Regions from separate parts of the Mus musculus genome. Here regions 1 and 2 are each linked to region 3. The links are chromatin contacts, found by POLR2A ChIA-PET in ENCODE. All regions are on one chromosome and are shown on one strand. The core of a region is the stretch at or near the end of the contact, and the rest is flanking DNA. Distances in the headings are between cores, read along the strand shown. Region 1 holds the start of Snx32 (sorting nexin 32). Region 2 holds the start of Mus81 (MUS81 structure-specific endonuclease subunit). Region 3 holds the start of Kat5 (K(lysine) acetyltransferase 5).

Region 1 (4,334 bases), core at 1,787-4,286, 100 kb after region 3:
CTTCTGGTGTGTCTGAAGACAGTGACAGTGTACTCATATAAAAAATAAATAAATAAATAAATCTTTATTTAAAAAATGTTGGCCTCCAATATATTTTTTAAAAAAAAGAAAGGAAGAAAGAAAGAAAGAAAGAAAGAAAGAAAGAAAGAAAGAAAGAAAGAAAGGGAGGAAGAAAGAAAAAAGAAAGAAAAAAAAAGGTAAAAGATAAAAACAATCCAGGTAGAAAAAACTTCCCACTAAATCGGGGCAATTGGAACCTGCCATGAGGGGTAAGGTGAGCCTGGGAAAACGAGATTAGGTACCAGAGAGGATAAGTTTAGTCCAGATGCACAGGGCTCTGCAAGATGACGGTCAAAATAGAGGGCAAAACTGGCTGCATGGAATGTAGGAACAGTAAAGGAAATCAGTTTAAAATCCACTGTATGCAGCCAAGCAGTGGTGGCTCAAGCTTTTAATCCCAGCACTTGGGAGGCAAAGGCAGGTGGATTTCTGAGTTCAAGGCCAGCCTGGTCTACAGAGTGAGTTCCAGGACAGCCAGGGCTACACAGAGAAACCCTATGGGGGCGGGGGGGGGGGTAGCGCATATCTATATCCATGTCAACCAACCTAAGCACTGCGGCAGGGTGTGACGTGGCTTCTCAGTTCCTTCCCCTTTTACTCCAGTAATCTTCTCCCCTGGTTTCTCCCTGCTGAGCCCCTCGTCTTGGTATCTGCTTCAGTCACTTCCTTCTTTGCTGCTTCTCCCACGGCCCTCAGTGCCAAACTTTTATCCTGCTATAATCTGTTTTTGACCTTCTCCTACATCTCCTACCCCGACCATGTACATGTCTGTCAAAATCCAGCCACCCTTGACCCATTTCTCAAACTGTTCTTCAAGCAGGAAACAGTGTCCTTCTTAGCATTCGCCCCAATATTGTTTCTTTCTCCTTAAAATGTTTCCATTGTCCTCTCTGCCATTCTTCACTGTGGGCTTGGCTCCATGCCCAGGGGCTCCCATGCTCCCTTGAGGTCCACACTCCTCATTCATATTCACTCTTTCAAGACCAACAAAGTCCTTGGCTCCAGCTTCTCCTTTACTTGAGATACTCCAATCTCCTTTTTCACTTTCACTTTTTCATCCACCTGACTCCTTGGGGCTTTCTCCAAGTGTGTCTTGCTCTTCCTTAGGGACAGATGCATCAGCAATCTCTCTCATTCCATCCAAGACATGACTATCAGTTTCTGCCCCTGTCTTGGCTCCTCCGTGGCCATCCATCCCTTCTACACTTTCAGAAGGAATTTCCTGACTCAGATTTTCCATCTCACCTTCACCACCAGTAACACTGACCACTCTTTCAATAGTCTCTTCCGAGGCACTTCCTGTTCTCGAGTGCTCTTTCAGTTGCACCTCAGCCGACTCCAACTCCTCAATATTTGACTCCAGTAGATCTTCAGTGGATCTTGAATTTTTATCACCAGTTCTCAGCTTCTCTCCACTGGATCTAAATTTCTCTCTACTCAACTTTGCCTTCTCTCTGATGGACCCCCGCCTCTCTCCACTGTCTGACACCTTCTCTCTGATGGACCCCCGCCTCTCTCCACTGTCTGACACCTTCTCTCTGATGGACCCCCGCCTCTCTCTAGTGTCTGAAATCTTCTCTCTGATGGATCCTCGCCTCTCTCCACTGTCTGACATCTTCTCTCTGATGGATCCTCGCCTCTCTCCACTGTCTGACATCTTCTCTCTGATGGATCCCCGCCTCTCTCCACTGTCTGATACCTTCTCTCTGATGGACCCCCGCCTCTGTCTACTCTCTGTCGCCTTCTCTCTAATGGATCCCCGCTTCTCTTCACTGTCCGTCTTCTCTCTGATAGACCCCCGCCTCTCTCTACTGTCCATTTTCTCTACAACAGACCCCCGCCTCTCTCTACTGTCCATTTTCTCTACAACAGACCCCCGCCTCTCTCTACTGTCCATTTTCTCTACAACAGACCCCCGCCTCTCCCTACTGTCCATTTTTTCAGCAGAAGACCTCCGCTTCTCTCCCCTGCCTACCACCTTGTCTCCAATGGGTACCCGTTTTTTCAAGTTCTCTCCACTAGACTCCAGTTCCTCATTCGGCCTCAGCTGATCCCCTCTGGACCTCAAGTCCCCTCCAGTGGTCCTCAACCTGTCCCTAGATTTCAAGTTTTCCCCACGCTCTGCAGTCATCTCTGCACTCGTAGTTACACCAGCTTTGAGTCTATCCTCCAACTCTCTCCAAATCTCTGGGCTGTCATACTCCAAACTTGCTCGAGCCTGCACCGCCCTTCTTACACTGCTCAGGAGCTTCGCGACCACTGCCTCCTGTTGCAGGCCCGATTTCTCTCTTGAGAACTTCTTCCCGGTGCCCTCCAGCTTCCAGTCCTCAGATTCCAACTTTGGGTTAGACTTTTGCACGTTTCTGTCCAAGAGTTCCACTCTCTTCCCAATCACGATGAGTCCATTCCAGGGTACCCACACCTTCTCTTTCTCTCTCACTTGCGCCTTCTTGCAGTGTGACTTCGGTGGCGATTTCCTTTGGTCCCCCCGAAGAATATGGGCGCGGGGTATCCGGGCCTTATTGCGTCCCCGCGGCTCCTTAAGCTGCTTACTCCGTACTTTCTGGCCCGGGTGTGAAAACTGGAACGGAAGCGCTTTCTCCACAGACATTGCAGCCTGCCCTCGTCCCTAGACCCCCTGACCCACTCGAGTTCCCCATTCCTCCCTACCCAAACCTCCCTCCCAACCCTCGCCCCCCCTCCGGACTCCCCGCCCCGCCCACCGCCTGGTGGCGCCAAGCTGCCCTAGTGCGCATGTGCGCCTCTGCTCGTGCCCGTTAGAAGAAGGCGGGTCCCGGAACGGCCGGATTCGTAGGGGTCCACCTGCGGGACTGACACGTGACCTCTACCCTCAGGCCCTGGCCTATCCTGGTCCGGCTTTCTGGTGCCGCTTAAATGCCCACGTAAGATTGATAGGCCTCAAAGCCAATAGAGGCTCATGTGGTAAAACTGCTGTCTAATCAGAAGGAGCAGCTGTGGGCAATGGGACCCACCCAGGGAGGCCGCAGCTAGTGTCAATGTCAGCTGATAGCATCCCTACAAGGTTCCCTCACCCAAGCTCTTGGAACGCGCAGGCCGTGGCTTGTCGTAGGATTCCTGTATATCCCAGCTAAGGAGCACCATGGAGGAGCAACATCAGGAAGCTGGAAATGAGAGTAAGGTAAAGGAAGGAAATAAAACGTCTTCCTACTCCACCTCACTTCATCATACCATACCAAGCAGGGAGAGAGATCTGAGCACGGGAATGCGGCGCTTCTAAGGCCCCTGCATAGGGCCAGGTTGAGGATGCAAAGATAATCAGGATTTTTGTCCCAGCCTGCATAGATGGAATCCCGCCTCTGCCCCCTCCCCCAAATCAACTCAGTACTGTCGTGATGGGGGAGAACAAGGCAGTCTGCAAGCGACTGAGAAGGGTGAGAGAGTCCTGTTGAGTTTACAGGCTCACCTGTGTATTCGTGCCTATATATTTGTAAGACCATCCATCCATTCTTCGTTTATTCCTCTCAGCCTCAGTCAGCAGTTATTGGGGAGCTTCATTGTTTTGGATTGCATCAACTCTCACTTGAGGTAGGAGTGTAGTGAGCTGGGACAGAGATAGGGGATGGAGCTGCTGTGCTGTGTTCTGAAAGTCACATCTCTGTCAAGCAGAGTGGGTGAGAGTAGAGATAGACATCAAGAAGAAAACCAAGGACAAGGGGTCCTGCTGCAGCAAAGAGCTAGTCTGCCTGTGTTTGAAGGGGGGGAGTGAGGGCAGAAAGCCTGCCTTGGTAGTGTCACACAATCCAAGAAGTGGCATTTGGGATTCAAATGGAATTTGGAGGGCTGGCCATGGCTTTCTGTTTATACATGTTCATATAGAAATGTATATAAATAGCCAGGCATGGTGAGACACACCTTTAATCCTGGAATTTCAGCGGTAGAAGCAGAGGCAGAAACAGGAAGACCTTTATGAGTTCAAGGCCAGCTTGGTCTACATAGAGTGTTATAGGCAAGCCAGGGCTATATAGTGAGATCCTGTCTCAATAGTAAAAGGATGTATATATGTACATATGCCGTGTGTGTGTGTGTGTGTGTGTGTGTGTGTGTGTATGCTTAGAACATGTTTATAAAGTGATTAGAAGCCAGATATAATCCCAGCACTTATGAGGGTGGGGCAGGAGGATAACCACGAGTTTAAGGCCTGCTGGAACTACAGTGTGAGAGTTTGTCATAAATACATAAATTTATTTTTTAAAAGATTTATTTATTTTATGTTTATAAGTATACTGTAGCTG
Region 2 (4,857 bases), core at 1,986-4,485, 120 kb after region 3:
GACTAGGTTCAGGGCCTCCCCAAGAGACACTCGTAGCCCAGAGGCAGCGAGGCGGCCGGACCTCAGATGTCTCAACGCCTAAGGCTCGCCTTTAGGAATAGGCGTAAACGCAGTCAGCTGGAGAGGTAGCTCTGGCCAGTCTCACTCCAAAAAACAGTTTCCCGTGCCCTCAGGCTAAGCATAAAAGCTGGTGGCTTCCGGGCGGTACCCGCCTCGGTCACTTCCCTAAACGCGGCTCCACCCTCGGCCCCATCCGGCAGAGCAGCAAAAGGCCTAGCTCGGCTAGAGCTGCAGCCGGGATGGCAGGGCCCAAGCATGTGCGCACGCGCTGTTCTAGCTCTAGCCCGAGGTACAGTGACTACAGAATGGAGTGTGTAATCGCTCTTTCTAGAAGTGGGGCGATAGCCTGTACAGGAACCCACTCCGTGACTCGTGTTGCAAGAAGGCTCCAGAACCAGCGTCTCAATCAGGTTCCCCGATGCCTCAGCATCTCCCAGAGCCACACCGCGGCCGCCCCCGCCCCGCCCTGACGGCGGAATCCCTGCCACCTGCTGTGGAGACCAACCTAGCCGCAGAGGGAGGATGATGCGGGGAAGGGAACAGCCCTTGGGTGGGGCGCGCGCCGACACCTCGCGCGCTTTTCCCTAGCGGCCCCGGGCCAGGGTTTGGATGCCGCGTGCTCTGGTCCAGCGCGCGCCATCGAGAACCAGCGAGCGTTGCCCGAGGCCCCGCACACTGGACCCCTCCCCCACGGCCAGTGGCCGCGCTGGCGCAAAGGCAGGATGGGGGAGGGGAGAGGAGCCAGGGGGCGCGCGAGCGACGTCCGAATCGGCCCTTCCCAGCGCCCGGAGGCGCGCACGCGCGGCCTGCCCTTCAATGAGACCCTTAATCTCGCTCGGGGTGCTGGGGGATGGGATACCAAGACCGCTTCTCTGCCGCCCCCACCCCGCCCGGCGCGCAAGCGACGGATCACGAACCCACTTCCCTCGGGCGCAGTGGCCTAATGCTCACCATGTTTCCGGAAACGAAAGGGAGACAGAAAGAGCAACTGAAGACCTGAGCCGCCGCAGCTGCTGCCGGGATCCGACTGAACGCGGCCTCTCCCGGCCCCTTCCGTTTAGTAGGAGCCGCACAATGAGGGGCGGGGCGGCCTTCCGGCGCTTGCCGCGCGGGCCGACGGGAAGTGAAGTCCGAGGATTTTGCACCGAAATAGAACTAGCTGCTACCGGGTTCCGCAGAGCTTGAGGCGCAGAGTAGGCGGAGGCCGAGAGGCGTGGGCTGTTGCACGGAGAGTGAGCCCATTGGTGCAATGGACCAAAAAACGCTCTGAGCCAGAGGCCCATCGTTTGATAAAAATGACCTGAATATAATTCTCTACTTTCTTTATCCCAGAAATTAAGTGGTTTTTTGTTCTTTATGGTTCCTGAAAAAAGATTTTGAATCATCAGCTTGGGATCCTCTCTCACAGAAAAGAGAATCGCCAAGTATAACGGTGTCTTCAAGCCAATAGAAATGCTCCCGTGGAGTAAAATTTCAACAAATAGGATTTTTTAAAAAACAGGAAATGCTAACATAAAAAGTTTGAGAGCTTTGGCGTTGTCTAAAGACGTTTGGCAAATTGTTAGATCAAACGTAATTCATGGGGGAAGGGTGAAGAGTTGTGCACTAAAAATTTCCTTATGGCCGGGCATGGTGGCGCACACCTTTAATCCCAGCACTCGGGAGGCAGAGGCAGGCGGATTTCTGAGTGCGAGGCAAGCCTGGTCTACAAAGTGAGTTCCAGGACAGCCAGGGCTACACAGAGAAACCCTGTCTTGAAAAATCAAAAAACAAAACAAAACAAAACAAAACAAAAAAAAAACTTCTTTATGTTTCTTTTACGATACAGGAAAAGGAATACTTCAATTTAATTCCAGAGTTGATAGGTTTATGATCATTTTAGCACAAAGACTGAAGAGAATCTATATGAAAGCAAAAGTTTAAAATAAACTGGGGTGGGAACTCCAGGAGAATTTCTCTGACCTGAAACAATGACCATGGCCTTAGAAAAAAAGGGCAAAGTCGCAAACAACTCAGAGGCAAAGGAAACCGGGGCCCTTGACCTCCCCAAGCTGAATAAAGGGTGTAAAAGAGGAGCTTCCCCAGGAGCGAGGCAGCACGCAGAGGATGCCGGGGGTTGTAGTCAGGGGATTGTAGTCAGACTGCACCCGTGGGCTACACTGCGGGAGCTCCAGGTGACTGCACCCGTGGGCTACACTGCTGGAGCTCCAGGTGGAGGCCGAAGCTTGACCCCCTTCTCTCCCAAGGGCCCCTCCTAAGGAGAAGGCTGGCTCCACCTTTTTCGAGACTAGCAGTTTCCCAGAGCAACGGGGGGAGGGGCCACGCAGTTACCCTGGAGACGCACTCCTTCCGCCCCTGGTCGCGGGATGCCCTAGATGTCCTTATTAGGGCATAAGCCTCCAGAGGGCGTGCCCAGTCCAAGCGCCAGCTGCAGGCTCCTTATAAGGCTGCTTGAGGAAAGAGGCGGGTGCACAAAAGCTAGACTGAGAAGAGGGTCTGCGAATTGGGCTCCCGACGACTTCCGGAGTGACAGCGTGACAGCTGAAGACCGTGCGTTGTTCCAAACACTGAAGGGACCTCTATGTTCTATTGAGCCCTGTGTCCCTCAGCTTGAGACATCCCTGCCCCAGCAAGGTTCCCACCTTCATCCTCCCTGAGGCTCCTTCACTTTTAATGAGCCACAGAAGCGAAGTGTCTAACTAGCATCCCCGGGATCCAACCATGTGCCCACATTCGAACTCTCCACCTTCTAGGATACACCTCTTATTCCTCCTTGAAAGGGAGGAATTAAATACACATCTTCGCCATTCACCTAGCCTGAGTCTTCTGTGCACAAATATCCCCGACTTGGCACATTTCGAGATCTTTCTGCTTCTGCCTTAGCTTTATTTCATTCCTTGTACCCCTTTAAGATGTCCCTCCCACAAATATTCTTGGACTTGTGTCCGTCCCTCTCCTCCACTTTTCTTAAGCCCTCTTTTTCCCAGCCTCTTCTACGATAGTGAGCCTGAAATAGCCTTATGAGACCTTGAAGCAAGCCAAGTTCAGGTTTCTGAGTGTACCCCCACACCGGCCCTCCCAGTCACAGGGGGCGCTGTCCTCCTTTTTAACAGTCAGTACACAAAAAAAAAGAGTCTGCTCTCGAATTTTTGGGTGAGAGGAAAGGGTGGGTCAAAGCTCCATGGCCTGGGTGGGGCCTGTCCAAAAGGCTGGTGCCGGCGGGCGAATGGGGGCGGTTCTAAGGAAAGGCCGTGCAAACCGAGCTAGCCTCTTACTGCATAGTACATGGCGAAAGGAGGTCATTCCATGAGCTGGTGCCCTGCTAGGTTGGAGAGACCCTACCCTCAAACAAGTGTTCTTATACCAACTGAATTGTCGCGATCCTAGTCTCAGGGGTTTTTTGAGACTCTGAAGGAGCCAGTCTAGTTCTTATGGCGGAGCCGGTCCGCCTGGGCCGGAAGCGTCCGCTGCCCGTTTGCCCCAACCCGCTCTTCGTTCGTTGGCTGACCGAGTGGCGGGACGAGGCAGCCAGCAGGGGGCGCCACACGCGTTTCGTGTTTCAAAAGGTGAGTCCCAGCTGTTTCTGGTGACAGTGCTCTGGCAGAGTCAGGTGATCCGTGAATCCTAGTTTGATAAGCTCTCTTCTCCCTTGTGTTCGCCAGGCATTGCGCTCCCTCCAACGGTACCCGCTACCATTGCGCAGCGGGAAGGAAGCCAAGATACTCCAGCACTTCGGAGACAGGCTCTGCCGCATGCTGGACGAAAAGCTGAAGCAGCACCTAGCATCAGGCGGTGAGCACCTCAGGGAGTTGGTGTCTCCTAAATTTCTTAGGTGCAGGCTGTGTCTACTCTGGCTTCAAATTACCCCCTCACAACGTGGTTGCTGTTCGACCCACGACTAGTGATTGTTGATGCTCCCTAAGCCTCCTGGTTCTCAACGAACAGAGCTAGCCGCCTGAGATTGGTGGCATTGTGAAACAAGTCTGTAACCATTTAGGAGGTGGGGGTAGAAGACTCAGGCGTTCAAGAGCATTCTCAATTTCATAGTGAGTTCGAGGCTAGCCTGGGCTATCTGAGACTATCTCCAAAAAAAAAAAGTGACATGGGTAGGGCATGGTGATTTGTACTTTTAATCCCAACACCCAGAAGAAGCAGGGGCAAGAGAATCTTTGTGAGTTTGAGGTCAGCCAGGGCTTGACGCAGTGAGCCCCTGCTTCCAAACCAAAACCCCAATTCGGGGGAATCCAGCCCCTACTTCTGACCTCTTCTAGTATTGCATGCAAGTGATGCATAGACATACTCACAGGTGAAACACTCATACACATACAAGAAAACACAAAAACGTTTTAAAATATGACACTCAAATTCACACACTGAGCAACTCCATCTAAGCTCCTCCGGGCAGCCAGACTGTGTGCAGGACTAACTCTCTTCTGATCTCTATAGGTGACCATGCCCCCAGCTCACCATCTGGAAAGAAGGGAGCCAGCAAAGGGCCACCTGAGCAAGTCCAGGACTCTTCCATGCCAGTGAGGATTGGGAAAGGAAGTAGAAAGCTAAATGGGGGGAGGGGTCGTTGATTGTAGACTTCTTGGTTTGAGGGGTTGAACAGCCCTGGATCCAGCTCTTATTGATTGAGATTGGCTTGGGACAGTCTCTTACCCTCTTTGAGAGGCACCACCTTAAATCCTAAGTAGGATTATTGGGATCACGGTAGTCAGACTCCCAAAGAGAGCTGCCAAAAGATCCAGCCCAGGAAGTTGTGGGACGTGTACCATGTTACTGTTCTCCAGGGGT
Region 3 (4,615 bases), core at 1,570-4,069:
TATGAGCACTGGCTCTTCTTCCAGAGGACCCAGGTTTTATTCTCAGCATCTATACACTGGCTTACAACTACCTTTAAATCCAGTCTCTCTTTGCTGGCACCAGGCAGGCATGCAATGCACAGACACACATGAGGCAAAACACCCAGACATGTAGAATTAAAAAACAAACAAACAAACAAAACCCCTTTTTAATGTGTGCCAGTAGCTTGGCTTGGATTTAGGCTCCTGAAAGCTCTGGAAATCAGCTTGGGCATCCATGCTTCACATGCTCATTCAGTGTTTCCTGGGCCTGTGGCAGTCAATAAACATGAGCTAGGTGATCTGCTAGTGGTGCTGAGGAGACAGCGGCAAACAAACAAATCCCCACAGTGCAAAGGTTTATGATGTTAAAGAGTGACCCGGACTGACGGTACAGAAAGCAGAAAGCAGAGAGAAGTACATACAATGAAGGAGAAATTGTGTGACTTTTATATAAAAGAACTTGTTAGAAGACCTGGAGATGACTCGGTGGTGAAGATTGTACTTGCAGCATGCACTCTGGGAAGTTTACAACCAGCTCCAGCTCCAGGTGCTCCAACCCCCTTTTCTAGACTCCAGGGGCACTTGCACTCAGAAGAACAAAACCACACTTGGATACATATATGTACATAATTACAAAGGCTGGAGAGAAGGCTCAATGGTTAAGAGCACTTGCTACTCTTGCATAAGACAGGGGTTCAGGGCTGGAGAGATGGCTCAGTGGTTAAGAGCACTGACTGGTCCTGAGTTTGATTCCCAGCAACCACATGGTGGCTCATAACCATACATTTGTAATGAGATCTGGCGCCTTCTTCTGGAGTGTCTGAAGACAGCTACAGTGTACTTACATATAATAAATAAATAAACCTTTTAAAAAAAGGTGTTGGGGGGGTGGGGGGGTAGGGGGGTGGGGGTGAGATAGCTCAGTGGGTAAGAGCACCCGACTGCTCTTCTGAAGGTCAGGAGTTCAAATCCCAGCAACTACATGGTGGCTCACAACCATCCGAAACAAGATCTGACTCCCTCCTCTAGAGTGTCTGAGGACAGCTACAGTGTACTTACATATAATAAATAAATAAATAAATAAATAAATAAATAAATCTTTTTTTAAAAAAGTGTTCAGTTCCCAGCACCCACAATGCCTCCTTCTGGCCTTCACAGGCACTGTGTGTAATGGGTGCATGACATACTCAGGTGAACAGACATAAATAAATAAAATAAAATACATAAATTAAAAAAAAAAAAGCCTCACGGAGCCAAAGCAAGGAAGCAGCAATGGCTCCACCCCTGTGAGGCTGTTGTGAGTAACAGTGGTGATGCTTCAGTTCCTCAGGGGAAGACTGGATGTTCTGAAAGATGGCACAACTCAGAACTCACAAGAGAGAAAAATGCCGTGTGCTGTCATATGCCTGTTGTCATCCTTGTGACAAGTCCCAGGCCAAGCAGGGCTACACAGTGAGACTTCACCTCAGAACAAACAATAACAAAAGGCCTATTGGCTTTTCAGTACTTCTTATGCTGAACATATTTTGCACACAGATCAAATCCAAGTGTTATTATTAATGCTCCTGTGATGAAACCAATCCTTTACTTCTGCACATAAACTCTTCTCAAAGTGGCCAAATGGACCCGAAACCATTTAAACTGGGAACACTTAGAAGTAAGGCTAAAGGGCCCCACTACACCCTTTAGGCATGTTATCAATATCTGTGATAGTTATTTTTGGTTGTCCATTTGACTACATCTGGATTTCACTAAAACCCAAAAATGGAAGAACACATACGTGAACAATTTTGCCTACTCTGAAGTGGGAAAACCCACTGCTTTGTGTTTTTAAGAGGATTTCTCAGTGTAGCCCTGGGTGTCTTGGAACTTGCTCTGTAGACCAGGCCTGCCTCTGCCTCCCCAGTGCTGGCAAGCTGGCTTGGTGGAAGATCCACTTTGAATTCACATCTTTGAGGAGGGAGAACACACCTTTGTTATTCAAACCTATTCTTGTTATTCAAAGTCAGAAGATGCACCTTCTGCTGGAAACTAAAAGAAAGACATGAAACAAGATTTTCCTCCCTGCCACCCCCAGGACAGGGCTTATCTGTGTAACCCCGCTTGTCCTGGAACTGACTCTGTAGACAACGCTGGCCTCAACTCATAGAGCTTCGCCTGCTTCTGCCTCCACTGCCAGCCTGCTTTTACTCTGCCTACTTGCTCTCACTCTCGTTGACAAGTCCGCTCCTTCACTGTCATTAGCGCCTACTTCTTTGGGATTCTGATGTATAATGAAGACCAACTGAGACATCCATTCTTGTTGACTGAATGCCTACTGGAATTTTGAACCTTCCATGTATACAGCCACATATATACTATTTTAAAAATAGAAATCCAGTATTAACGGAAAAATCTTGCTAAGCCCCCAGGCCTGTGCAATCTTATGCAGACACCTGGGTGGATCTCTAAATCCCTTCAGGTCTACTGACTCCCCAGGGTTCAAAACCCCACTCCTTAGCTTCTTACTCAGGGTGACACCTCACACTGCCACTAAGAGGCTCGCCAGAACACTGCCTCTAGACAAAGCCTAAACATGATCTGAGTGACCGGCGTCGCACCCGGTGGGCGTCACGTGACAGACTCGGCGTTCCTCCAATCGCTGTGCGAGGAGCGGGGATTCCATCTAGTACTTGGCCTCAGGTTTACAACGTCCTGCTCTTCCATTCCCCAAACGGGCCGGCTTTTTGCTACCAACCAGCTAGCAGTGATTCTCAAGTGTTTCCCTTTCAAACAGCTTCAAGGGGCTCGGGCCTATAGCGCACTCAGCTCCGGAAGTGACGTCTCCCAGAGGGGCCGGAAGTGGCAGTGGAGGGAGGGAAGATGGCGGAGGTGGTGAGTCCGGTGCCCGGGGCGGGGCGGAGGGAGCCAGGGGAGGTGGGTAGAGCCCGAGGCCCCCCAGTAGCCGACCCTGGCGCCGCGCTGTCTCCCCAGGGGGAGATAATCGAGGGCTGCCGCCTGCCCGTGCTGCGGCGCAACCAGGACAACGAAGATGAGTGGCGTGAGTGACGTCGGGGGGCGGGTCCAAGGAACCTGAGGGCGAGGGGCGGGAGGGAGTCAACGATCGCACGGGAGGGGGAGGGGCTTCTGCAATCCCGGGGCGGTCGCAGATACTCGGGAGGAGGGGCGTGGCTTTTGGACGTACGGAGATGATCCGGGCGGGGCTTGGAGAGAGGTGTCACTTGGTGACTAAAGGGGTCTTGAACCAGCCCCTCTGAGTGCTGGGACACAGGCCTCCAGCCTGGAGGTGGGATTCAGGTCGAAGGGTGGAGTCTCCTGACCTGCCCTGGCTAAGACTCCCTGTCTGTGTGGTTCTCATAGCCCTGGCTGAGATCCTGAGCGTGAAGGACATCAGTGGCCGAAAGCTTTTCTATGTCCATTACATTGACTGTGAGTCCTGGGCCTGGATGGAGTGGGGTTGCTGGAGAGGGTTGAGGGCAGCCTCTGGCATTCCCTCCTGAGCCGTTTTCACTGCTGCAGTCAACAAACGTCTGGATGAATGGGTGACTCACGAGCGGCTGGACTTAAAGAAGATCCAATTTCCCAAGAAAGAGGCCAAGACACCTACCAAGAACGGACTTCCTGGGTCCCGCCCCGGCTCTCCCGAAAGAGAGGTGGTGAGTAGGTCCCCCATTTCATCTTTTCTCTCCTGCCTCTTCCTTCTTGCATCTCTTGGCCTCAGGGGTTCCTGAATGGGCAGGAGGCAGCATTCTTCTGCCATGGCTTCAGCTTGCAAAGGATGGGGACCAAGTTGCAGGCGTAGCTTCCAGAGTCCAGCACTGCCTTGCTTTAGAGAAGGCAGAGGGTGGGATTCCATGCTGAGGGGCCCATCCCCCCCTTCGCCATCCCACCACCATCCCCACCCCAGAGGAAGACCCTGGACCTATCTCTGCAGCCGGCCTCCGCCCAGGCCAGCGGGAAGACCTTGCCAATCCCGGTCCAGATCACACTCCGCTTCAACCTGCCCAAGGAGCGGGAGGCCATCCCAGGTGGCGAGCCTGACCAGCCGCTCTCCTCCAGCTCCTGCCTGCAACCCAACCACCGCTCAACGGTACCCTCAGCAATTCCAGGGACCTTGCTTTCTTCTCAGGTCCCACCTTCTCTACCTTCTGACCCACCTTTCCTGGTTTCTCTCTGCAGAAACGGAAGGTGGAGGTGGTTTCACCAGCAACCCCAGTGCCCAGCGAGACAGCCCCAGCCTCGGTTTTCCCTCAGGTGAGTCTTCCAGTCTTTTTTCATGTGTCTGAATGTTTTGTCTGTGTTTTGCATGTGTTCTACTTGCATGCCTGGTGCAGGTGGGCAGAAGAGGGCATTGGAGCCACTGAAACTGGAGTTAGAGATGGTTGTGAGCCACTCTGTGGGTCCTGGGAAAAGAACCCAGGAAGTCCTCTGGAAGATCAGGGCTCTTAACCACTGAGCCATCCCAACAGCCTGCCTGGTCTTTCCCCTCTTATTCCTTGCTGTCTAGCATCCTCCTCCAGGATCATCTCACGGTCGCTCTTTCTCTTGTGTCTTGTCCACAGAATGGGTCAGCCCGTAGGGCAGTGGCAGCCCA

Evidence for each region. ChIA-PET counts read pairs that join two places held with the same protein, here RNA polymerase II (POLR2A).
Region 1: POLR2A ChIA-PET joins it to region 3 with 15 read pairs in Patski. The contact joins the promoter of Snx32 here to the promoter of Kat5 in region 3. POLR2A ChIA-PET finds 5 or more read pairs at or near these places in 2 of 5 experiments (Patski and embryonic stem cell).
Region 2: POLR2A ChIA-PET joins it to region 3 with 43 read pairs in Patski. The contact joins the promoter of Mus81 here to the promoter of Kat5 in region 3. POLR2A ChIA-PET finds 5 or more read pairs at or near these places in 4 of 5 experiments (Patski and embryonic stem cell).

Annotation. Positions count from the first base shown.
Region 1 is chr19:5,509,219-5,513,552 of GRCm38, reverse strand. Snx32 (sorting nexin 32) reads left to right here and starts at 3,036. Exons shown (of 13, transcript NM_001024560.3): 1 at 3,036-3,220. The coding sequence starts at 3,182. It also overlaps the pseudogene Gm31166.
Region 2 is chr19:5,486,757-5,491,613 of GRCm38, reverse strand. Mus81 (MUS81 structure-specific endonuclease subunit) reads left to right here and starts at 3,235. Exons shown (of 16, transcript NM_027877.4): 1 at 3,235-3,626; 2 at 3,723-3,852; 3 at 4,507-4,589. The coding sequence starts at 3,492. It overlaps Cfl1 (cofilin 1, non-muscle), which reads right to left and starts at 1,159. Exons shown (of 4, transcript NM_007687.5): 1 at 1,012-1,159. The coding sequence starts at 1,014.
Region 3 is chr19:5,608,298-5,612,912 of GRCm38, reverse strand. Kat5 (K(lysine) acetyltransferase 5) reads left to right here and starts at 2,819. Exons shown (of 14, transcript NM_178637.2): 1 at 2,819-2,895; 2 at 2,995-3,061; 3 at 3,382-3,450; 4 at 3,541-3,677; 5 at 3,956-4,111; 6 at 4,201-4,275; 7 at 4,584-4,615. The coding sequence starts at 2,884.